Regions from separate parts of the Homo sapiens genome. Here region 2 is linked to region 1. A link is a loop called in an ENCODE intact Hi-C map of the cell type or tissue named here. Cell type or tissue: chondrocyte. All regions are shown on one strand. Each heading gives the region's core, and the rest is flanking DNA. Links, peaks and the distances in the headings are about the cores only. Region 1 overlaps PTPRO (protein tyrosine phosphatase receptor type O). Region 2 overlaps STRAP (serine/threonine kinase receptor associated protein).

Region 1 (5,389 bases), core at 61-5,060:
AAGAGGATGGGCTGCTCAAAGCAAAGCCCCAACTGACCTCCAGGGAAGGATATTAGAGGAAAACCAAACAAAATATTCGATAAAAATAGAAGAGAGGAGAACATCATTCATAAGTAGCACTTCACAGTTTCAAATCACTTATCTAGGTTATATTATTTCCCATCATGTCTGCTTTACAAAAATTAGTGAAAGTTATCATTCATATTTTACAGAAGAGAAATGGGAGCCTTGAGAGGTGACATGACTTGTGCAGCAGTAAAGTGGAGATTCAGGCTCCCCTCAGGGTCTGGCATTCTTTCTAAATACGCCTCTACTTGCGTGAAGAAGTCTATGAAGTGTGTCTGGTCAGGTGAGGAAGAGGAAGAGGGCAGGTCACAGTGCAGTCCAGGCAGCATGTTGCACCTGGAGACATGGCTCATCCTATCAGCTACTTCTGCAATTTTTTGGGTGAGGTGGAATGGTGGGGTCAAGGCAATGTAGAGAAGGCTGGAAAATTAGATACCAGTGATGGGAGGAAATATGGTCTATGTGGGTTGATTATATACATAAAAACAGAGCTCAAGTGGAGAACCATTTCATTCTCTTGAAAATCATTAGCGTCAAAGGAGTACTCTAGGATGATACATGTGAAAAGAATAACCTTTTTTTACTTTGTTCTTTCCTTGTTAACTTTTGTGACCTGGCAGCAGAATTTGAATGTGAATGGGCTTAAGGAGAATCTTAGGCAGATCAATCTGTATTCAAAATACGGGATGAACCATGGTAAGCAGAGGAACAAGGAAAAAATAAAGGTAAATGAAGAAGATGTTCTAGACATAAGTTAAAAAAAAAGACACAGATAAATAACTGGAACTGGAAAACATCCACCAGGAAGTCCTGCGGGAATCAAGGGTCAAGCTAGAAAAGTTGGAAAAAGTAAGTAACCCGGGGAACCTCTGCCCCCTTTGCTGACTTTGAACTCCCCATGAGAGTTCAGGGAAGGGATACTGCACTTTATTTTTTATTTAATTATTTCATAATTAATTTTAATTAATTATTTTATGGGGTTTTTTTTTTGAGACGGAGTCTTGCTCTGTCACCAGACTGGGGTGCAGTGGCACGATCTTGGCTCACTGCAAGCTCTGCCTCCCAGGTTCCAGCGATTCTCCTGCCTCAGCCTCCCGAGTAGCTGGGACTACAGGCGTGTGCCACCACGCCCAGCTAATTTTTGTATTTTTAGTAGAGAAGGGGTTTCACTATGTTGGCCAGGATGGGGATACTGTACTTTAAAAAGGCTGTGTCCGCGGAGATATCAACATAAAATGCTGGCATAAACAAATAAAACAACCAAAATTTAGGGTAAAACATTTAGGGAGAAAACAAAACGTTTTCTTGGCTTTGCAGAAAGCGACATGGTGGCTGCTTGATAACCACCCAAAGAAAGATAATGACCCTAAAAATGGGATGGAGGATGTGTCATGTGAAAGAGATTAAGAATCTGTAGTTGGAGAAAAGTCAAAAGCAAACAGGCCATAATTAAAATCTACTAAGTTTTTTTTGTTTTTTTTGAGATGGAGTCTCACTCTGTCGCCCAGGCTGGAGTGCAGTGGCACCATGTCAGCTCATTGCAACCTCCGTCTCCTGGGTTCAAGCAACTCTCTTGCCTCAGCCTCCCGAGTAGCTGGGATTACAGGTGCCCATCACCAGGCCAGGCTAATTTTTTAATATTTTTAGTAGAAACGGGGTTTCACCATGTTGGCCAGGCTGGTCTCCAACTTCTGACCTCAGGTGATCCGCACGCCTCAGCCTCCTAAAGTGCTGGGATTACAGCTGTGAGCCACTACGCCAGGCCCCAAAATCTATGAAGTTGTAAAAGGTATGAATTAAGTAAATTGAGGAGACAATTCATTAAATGCAAAATACTTAAAATAAGGTGTGGCTCTTTGAAGCTTGGTGATTCATATACATAACGTGGATTTTTAATCACATATCAAGGTGCAAATTTATGGAAGTAAAAGCCAAAAATATGGACCGATTAATAAAGCACTGTTTACTCACCAGACAGTGGACTCCTCTGGGAAACCAGACATTTTAAACTTATGATTAAAAAGTGATACTGATGTCCCCACCACACTAAATTACTAGGCAGCATGATTGAAACCAAGTGAGGAAACCAATTGGACTTGCTTCCTAATTATCAATGAGAGGTCTGAATATTAACGAGGATAACTCTTTCCCAAGTGGTATGATCCTGCTGTAGTTCAGAAATGAATGTATTGAAACAGCCTTGCCAAAAATTGGTCAGACAAGAATGGGGAGGTAGGAGGAAAGAAAAGTAAAAGGAGTGGGAAAGCAGAAACAGCTGAGACGGCCGCCATTACTCTAGGCTTTTGAAGTGATACTGACATCTAGTGGTGCTGGGTAGGAAAAGCATGAGGAAGACCAAAGCATTTTAAAAATACCCTGATTACAGGTCGGGCCAGGTTGTGTTCTACCCAAGCGCTCCACCCACACATACTCTTTGAGAAAAAGGATTATTGTAAGACCGAAGCTAAGAAGTCGCGAGTATGGCTGGGTGATGAGGCTTATGAACAAGCTGTTGTACTTGGGTTTTTGCGCCCACAAGGGTACACACCCACGGCTGCTCTGAGGCAGGCGGTGCTGTCTGCCGGCGTTGCCTTGGGTTGTCGCTCCAGACTAAGTGCATCCTCAGGCTTTCAGGGAGGGAGGACTCGGGAGAAGAGGAGGAAGACGGAGCACGTAACACTGTTGGATATTTCAGGGGATGCTTCCATGTTGTTAAAATAATAAATCTTCATCATTGAGATGAAGGGAACTGGCAATGCTGGTAGGTTGGGGACTGGGAATCTTTAAAATCATAAAAGGGACAGAAAGCTCAAATCCAACTTCTAATCATCATCAAAAGTGAATTGGGATAGAGTCACACGGAGGATAAACTAATGACAAATGTATTGAATCAAATCCAACATTTCAAATATAAATCAAATTTCACCAGTTCAACAGTCTCTATTTGGTGGCATTTACCCAGGATGGCTGTTATCTGCAATTGACTCTGAGTCTGTTCAAAGAGGTTTTACTCTTACGAATCTACCCATGCACTCTGAATTATGATGCCAATAAAAGTATAATCACTATATGTCGAATGGATTTCTGGAGGCTAGTGTCTATTTCTTTTATGCCTCAAAGCAGTTTGAACATATACAATAAGAAAATGGGAAAGAAAGATACAAAGAAGTTTGAGAGAATTGTTTTGAAGCATATCATTGAATAATGGTAAGTTTTTCAGTCCAGGGAAAATTTAAAAATACATATAGATTATGTTCCTACCTCTGTCTGTACCATAGACATCCGGTATGACCTCATTTCTGACACCAGCCCTAAGATGTCAACAAACTCATGATCCCGAATGTGCTGCAAGAGCCTGTCCAGGGCAATGAATGTTCCTGTCCGTCCCACGCCAGCACTGCAAAAGAATGTTCCGATGGCATATTATTCAGATGGTGCTTCTTTTTTTTCTCCCCCCTCTTTTTTTTTTTTTCTTTGAGATGGAGTCTTGCTCTGTTGCCCAGGCTGGAGTGCAATGGCATGATCTCGGCTCACTGCAACCTCTGCCTCTCGGCTTCAAGTGATTCTCCTGCCTCACCCTCCTGAGTAGCTGGGATTACAGGTATGTGCCACCATTCCTGGCTAATTTTTGTATTTTTAGTAGAGATGGAGTTTTGCCATGTTGGCCAGGCTGGTCTTGAACTTCTGACCTCAGGTGATCTTCCCACCTCGGCCTCCTGAAGTGCTGGGATTAGAGGCGTGAGCCACCTCGGCCAGCCCAGATGGTGCTACTTTACTGTTGAAATAAAACTGATGATTTCTAAAAAACTACAAATAGTACCCTTGTGGAAAAACGCAGACTAAGCTCCTGACAATATTTTCCACTTAACTGATTTTTAAGTATGGAGTTGTGGTTGGTGTTCCTTCTAATGTCACATTTCTGACTATCATGGCTACGTTCCTGAGAGACATTTGCACTGCATTGGCCACACCCTTTATCGGGGTCTCTGCTTCTGCAGAAAAGTAGGGATTCCATGTTGAGTACTCTCGGGAACTGATTTCTGAATTCAGAGAGCTGATACACATAAACAATACCCTGTCTTTTGAACAGCATCAGAGTTAAGCCCTCAGATCAGCTCAAAACTCCAGTTGAGATGTCCATACCCTAACTCTAGGTCTGGGACCACAGAGATTTGTGTATCTTCAACCCTAAGTTCAGTTCACCACCCCAGACCTGCCTTACAGCATGCCTGCCATTTTAGTGGGTCCTGGGCCTGCTTCCATCTCACAGGGACCTTTGAGATAGTTGCCTTAAAATCAAATGAAAAATTTGGACCCAGTCTCAGCCAGTCCCCCAATCCCAATGCTCGGGGCACAGATGGAAGTGGACTGACATGCGCTGACCAACTGCCCATCACAGTCCCTAGTTCTATGTGTTGAAGTCAGCCCTTTTTTCCCTCTAATCCTCAATAAAGAGTCAAATGGCTCTTAGCTTTGAATCACTGTGAAATGATGGGAAAAGAGAAAGTTCAAGCAAATTTATATGGAAAGTTTGCTAGAAAAATCCCACTCTATAAACCTTGAGTTTAAGGGTTGCTTTTTCTACTAGACAACTCTTCCCTCCCAGGATTTCTCAGATAAAATGATCTGCCATTGGGTGAGCACCTGTAAAGTCATATCCAGAACTGCACTTACTATCTTCCATGAAAGGAATCTGTGAGTTTGACCCCAGAGTTGAAGAGCTTCATTTTCTGTTCTTGAAAAGAACCATTTTGAGAACAGATAATCTTACCTGCTAAAGCACATCTTTTAACCTGTGAATGCCTACAGTGGATTGACAGCAACAATATCTGCCCTAAACAGAAACTTAGTAGCTTATGAAGCATTTTCCTTTCCAGGGAGACACACACTCCACACAAACACACATGAATGCACACATATACTTCCTCATTCTAGTCATTCTAATTCACAAGGGCCAAGGCAGTAGGTCTGGGATTGTAGATTTATTTGCTTAGGTTGGCATGGCTGCCAATGCTTCCCTTCACATCTTCATCCCACTGCCACCTCTCACTTGCCATTGGAGCACGTTTATGTCCCCTGTTCTTTTGAGGTTGCATAAGGATTTTACAGCAATATTGTATCACAGAGATAGATTTTGATGGAGCTCTGTTCATACAGTAGGAAGAACAAATTAAATTTAATGATAACTTTTCCTGTTGGGAATTAGTGTGGACCTTGATTTTTTTATATCCTATATCCTTTTTCATTCTACTGTCTGACAATTTAAGAGACAATCCCGAAGAGGAATCATAGCAAATATGTTTATCTTCCTAAGCTGAATATT
Region 2 (5,389 bases), core at 234-5,233, 310 kb before region 1:
TCTCAAAACAAAACAAAACCTACATGATCACTCATCTAGACTACAATGCCCCCTAACTGGTTTATGTTCACTCTTGTTCCCAGTCCAATTCTTTGTACGTGCAACAGCCAAGGCAACCTTTTTTTTTTTTTTTTTTTTGAGACAGAGTCTCTCTCTGACACCCAAGCTGGAGTGCAGTGGCGCAATCTCGGCTCGCTGCAACCTCTACCTCCTGGGTTCAAGCTACTCTCCTGCTTCAGCCTCCTAAATAGCTGGGATTACAGGTATCTGCCACCATGACCGGCTAATTTTTGTATTTTTAGTAGAGACAGGGTTTCACCATGTTGGCCAGGTTGGTCTTGAACTACCAAGGCAATCTTTTAAAGTCCTCTTCTTAAAATTCAAAGGTTTCTCATTGCTCTTAGTATAAAACTCTCCAAGTCCTAATACAGCAAATGAGGCCCTCAGATGATCTAGCTTCTCCAGCTTCACTTTGCCTTTGCTCTTTAACCTGGAGGCATGGAGAAGTTCTTTTAGTTCCTCATATGCTATGCTCCTTTTTGGTTCTGAACTTTTAGTTAACATAGTTTTCCTGCTATGAACTTTTCCATCCTGTCCCTACCAACACCCCCTCTCATGACCTCACCTAAATCATTTCTGCTCATCCTTAGTTCCCAGTTTAAATGTCACTTCTCTAGGAAGCTTTTTTTAATCCCCCTTACAATAATTTGTGTTTTGGCATGTCTCCTAAGTTAGACTCTAGCTCTGAAAGAGTAACCACATCGGTTGTGTCCATACTACATCTCTGTGCCTATTACTACTATGCAGTAGGTATTTAAATATTTAGCTTATAAATATGTATATATACATGCATAAATATTTAAAGTTTCCATTATTTAAATATGTTCATATTTAATAAATTTCTTCTGCCAATGAGTAAAACTTCTGTTACAGTTCAATTTTAAATCCCCCAAGACTCTTACAAAAGTCAATTCCATAGCATTTACCTAGCTCCTCTTCTGTTGTCTCTGGAAAACCAATCTTTGGCTTTGCCAGCTCACCACTATCTTCTTCTGTAAAAAGAAAAGCAATGACGATTATATGACTTACACTATTAAAGTAATTTCCAGTGTTCAATAAGCAAGAAGAGCAACATAAGACTATTCCAGGAAAATGGCTACAAAATATAATAAAAACAACTCCTTTTTAAATAACTGTGATTCTAAAAATAGTATGTCTTTCTTTAAAATTACTTTTAGGTTCATACTGCAACTACTTAGGGATTAGTAACTAGGTATTTTTTATTAAGAACATGTCTATCTTTATTGGTGTGGATCAGTGAGTAATACTATTCAGAGATTAGATACATTTACTTGTAAATTCTTTATATTGCCTTCCAGCAAATTTTGAATTAGATCTATTCCAGCCACAAAATGTGCTAGTATAAAAATTTAGGAACAGACTAGATTGTACAACAAATTTTTCTTTTTTTTTTTTTTGAGACTGAGTCACTCTTGCCCAGGCTGGAGTGCAGTGGCGTGATCTCAGCTCAATGCATGGCTCCTGGGTTCATGCAATTCTCGTGCCTCAGCCTCCTGAGTAGCTGGGATTACAGGCATGTACCACCACACCTGGCTAATTTTTGTATTTTTAGTAGAGATGGGGTTTCACCATGTTGGCCAGGCTGGTCTCGAACTCCTGACCCTGTGATCCGCCCGCCTCAGCCTCCCAAAGTGCTGGGATTACAGGCGTGAGCCACCGTGCCCAGCCATACCAAAAAAAATTTAAACAAAGGAACATGACCCTTTCTCTGGCCAATTTATAATCCTGGGCTTCTCGCTGCTTAAACCATAATATATAATTTAAAATTTATAGAAAACAGGAACCCTGAAATAAAATTAATGATTAAAAATGACATAAAATCATGCATTTTAAAAATTTTATTATTCTGAATAAAAATTCTTACCAGGAAGCACACATTTCCAAAGGCCATACGTTTTTCCTACCACAGTTTGCCATAGTCTCAATGTTCCATCTTCTGAACCACTGGCATAGAGTTCTCCATCAGGACTAAATCTCACACAGTGAATAGGACCAAAGTGTCCCTTGTAGGATTCTGAAAAAGAAGAGGGCTATTAGATAATTTTAACTATTAGGTTAAATATTGATATGCTAAAAAAAAAAAATACTGTCTGTGTTACTGGGGAGATGGAAAATTCTTAAGGCAAACATTAAAACCTGTACTTAATTAATTTCTCATCACAAAAGTGGTATATCATTGACCCTTTCTCTGTAAGATTATTCCTTTCCAAATCTAGCACACATTCTAGTTTCAAACTGTCCCTCTAAAAAAAGCAAATGAGGCTTCATGTCTCATTAAGGATGGAGAAAAAGAGGTAAATGAAAACCCCATTAATTCTATAGAAAGTAGATTTAAAGTCTTACCAGTTCAACCTCCAATTTCCATATCCTAAAACTCACTGCCTATTTCTCAGGGAATCAATTTTTATTATGACTATAGAGAGCCACCAGGTGGAGCTCTTTTACACACTTTGCCTCTTAATTTCCTACAGTCCACTAATTATTCTGTCACACAGAAAGGTGAGATATAGATCAACAATGATCCATAAATATTTTAATCCATGGAACCTAATGAGAAAATGTATAGATTAGGAGCACTGTTATATTCAAGTAGTACCTTTAAGTATGAACCTTTCTCATTTACTTTCTAATGCCTCATCACCTTATTAGTTCTCAAAGCCCTTTACTAGACCAATGTTCCTATTCTGTCTCCCATCTGTGTCCCACCAGAGAATAGAAAAGTTGTAAGAGTACAAAGAACACAAGGTTTTGGAAAGAGAAAGGCTAGGCAGATCTGGTATTCACTGTGACTTCAGATCTTGGGCAAATAATTCAGTTCTCTCAATCTTGAAAAAGAATAAAATATGAAACCAAAAACATTCTAAAACTTTGAAAACTAGCATTAAATAAAAGTAACAGAAAAGAATATCTTATTTATAAATCACTTGTATTCAAGTAATAAAAACTGAACCATAAGCAATTAAAATAGATTCTACATGGTCCATCACCAAGGTTCCATTTGTGCAACCCAGATGCATCAATGTTCCCCAAGAAACAAAACGTAAAATTGTCTTTTGTTCTTTGGGTGTAATCTAGCAAGCTTCGTTCTTTGGTAAAGCAGGGCAGCTAGAAACAGACAAGAACAAGAAGAGACAGCTTATAGATAAAAATATATATTTATAAAAACTAAACATATTTTTGACCTAAAAGCAAAAACTATTTGGAAAGGCTAAAAGTAGATACTGAGAACCACATGTAACTATGTGAAATACCTGGTCCATCAGATAAATATACATTAACTTCAAATTAATCCCCATGCCTTTCCCTTTCCCTTACTAAGGACTGTTATCATGAAAATGAAAGCAAAACTCAAACTCCAAAACAGAATAAATAAAAAGCTGATAAAAATAACTATCCAATTCAGATTCCTAAAGGTATCCCTGTAATATGCTATACTGATTTTTCCCCCACACACTGTTCTTTACGGAGTCTTAGGAATTCCTAAGTTGGCAAAAAGGAAGACGGGCCAAGTAGATGGGGTTATACACCCACAACATAGTTCAGAAAGAACGGATCTCCTTGCATGTGTTTAGCATATGACTTTGACATAAGATTCCCCCCTCCCTCCCAGCCAATAAAGCCTAAAACTCACTGTACCATAATACATAACATCAGCATAATGATGAACTTTAGTTAAAAGGATAAATTTCTGCATACTTTGTTTACAGATCTATAAAAGCATCTGACCCAAATGGTTAAAACTCCTTTACTTTTTCACTTGTAAGCACCAAGCTTAAGTTAGCTGAAAAATTTACTTTCAACATATATATGTAACATATATATATATATAAATGAGGTGTTAATTACTGGGACTTAACATATGATAAAGGTAACCACATCACTGTAAGGGGACAACTCACCTAATTCTTCTCCACTATTATAATCATACTTATAAAGTTTAAAATCTTCACCGCCTGCAACAAGAAATTCTTTCTCAGGATGAAGAGATGCAGAATTGATGGTTGCAGGAGCTTCAAAGGATTTAATTGGGTCCAAACTGAAAAAAAATTTAAGTAGTATTTACAAATCTTGAATATGGTATAAATAACGAGTTACATTTGAACTGTTCTTAAATTCTGAAACCCAAGGAACAATTAAATACTCATTTACTCAAACATAAACACTGATGTAAAAAAAGCTGTTAGCAAAAAAAAAAAAAAAAAAATCAAATGGATACTATGCCCAAGTGGAGCTCATCTCAGCAATACAAAGACATCTTGATGGAGGGATATCCAGTTTATGCAGTGGATGTCTTCCCGGAAATGAGTGTGTTGGCTAATTAAAACAGTATGAATAATACACTGGGATTTTTGCTCTTAAATAAACTTCACCTGTATTGTTTCATTTTTCTACAACCACATATTATCTTTGTAAACAGAAAAAGTTTTCACAGTAGGTAATTAACATAAAGGATTATTTATATATTATTATTAATTGCTGAAGGTTTAAGCTCCTCAGCAAGATAAACTTTCTATGTCATAAAATATAAACTGCTGAAAACAGTTTCTACTATAAGGCAGTAAAAGACTAACAAAATTTGGGGCTATAGTTATATAATAAAAATCAATGCATAATAACAGCTTCATCTGAAATTCAATTACAGTTTGGACATTAGCTTTTTCAGTTTAACCCTAAAAATCATGAAAGGCCTCCAATACAAAACATTATAGTATCCCAGCTCCTAAATACTTCCCATCATCATATACTTTAAAGCATGTTAATTAAAGTTAGTCATGACTTATGCAGGATCACTACATAGCAACTTGCTGGCTCAAATGCTAGAATATTCAATGGTCCAGAAAATTTCTGCCACCAACATGGGATTTGCCTAACTGCAGGAGTGAGTGAAGAGCATTAATAAACCAATTGATGGCTCCAGGCCATAGTATTCTACTACTATCAGTTTACTGTATGTGTATAAACTCCTTGACATTGCTTAATTGCTCTCCTCCAATTTTACCGCCTTTTCTTTCTCCCAGTTAGCCCTTTAGACACAAGGTTAAGACACTGGTCAAATATCAAAGTGTAATGTGGTATAATCCTTATGGAAATCAATTAAGTGTCATGTATAACTAAGAACTTTAAACTCATTTCTAGCCTTTGAACTGATAATTCTACTTACAGGATCCTATCTACTGTAAAGAAACACTCAGAGATGTGCTAGAACATTCACCGTGGTGCTAAAACAGGGAAACTAACCCATAATTTAGTACAACCTATGATGCAAATACAGTGTATCAAGTAAAAATGTTTTCAAAGAAGTTTTAAA

Evidence for each region. Hi-C counts contacts between places; a loop is a spot of excess contacts. Peaks named below come from ENCODE experiments on the same cell type or tissue, not always from the same donor. Only the 100,000 strongest peaks of a DNase experiment are listed, where the experiment ranks them.
Region 2: it touches region 1 in a loop (7-fold over the local background); 19 of 110 quality-filtered maps call a loop at or near these places.

Annotation. Positions count from the first base shown.
Region 1 is chr12:15,587,529-15,592,917 of GRCh38, reverse strand. It overlaps PTPRO (protein tyrosine phosphatase receptor type O), which reads right to left. Exons shown (of 27, transcript NM_030667.3): 25 at 3,328-3,463. Among named protein-coding and RNA genes, the nearest start is that of EPS8, 200 kb to the left of the region's middle. RefSeq lists enhancers at 2,309-2,368, 2,649-2,698. In chondrocyte, for the core only: a CTCF peak has its summit at 2,387 (motif pointing left); no DNase peak of the experiment used is centred there.
Region 2 is chr12:15,896,610-15,901,998 of GRCh38, reverse strand. STRAP (serine/threonine kinase receptor associated protein) reads right to left here. Exons shown (of 10, transcript NM_007178.4): 7 at 3,981-4,117; 8 at 1,946-2,095; 9 at 987-1,052. Among named protein-coding and RNA genes, the nearest start is that of DERA, 12 kb to the left of the region's middle. In chondrocyte, for the core only: CTCF peaks have their summits at 2,327 and 2,529 (motif pointing right); no DNase peak of the experiment used is centred there.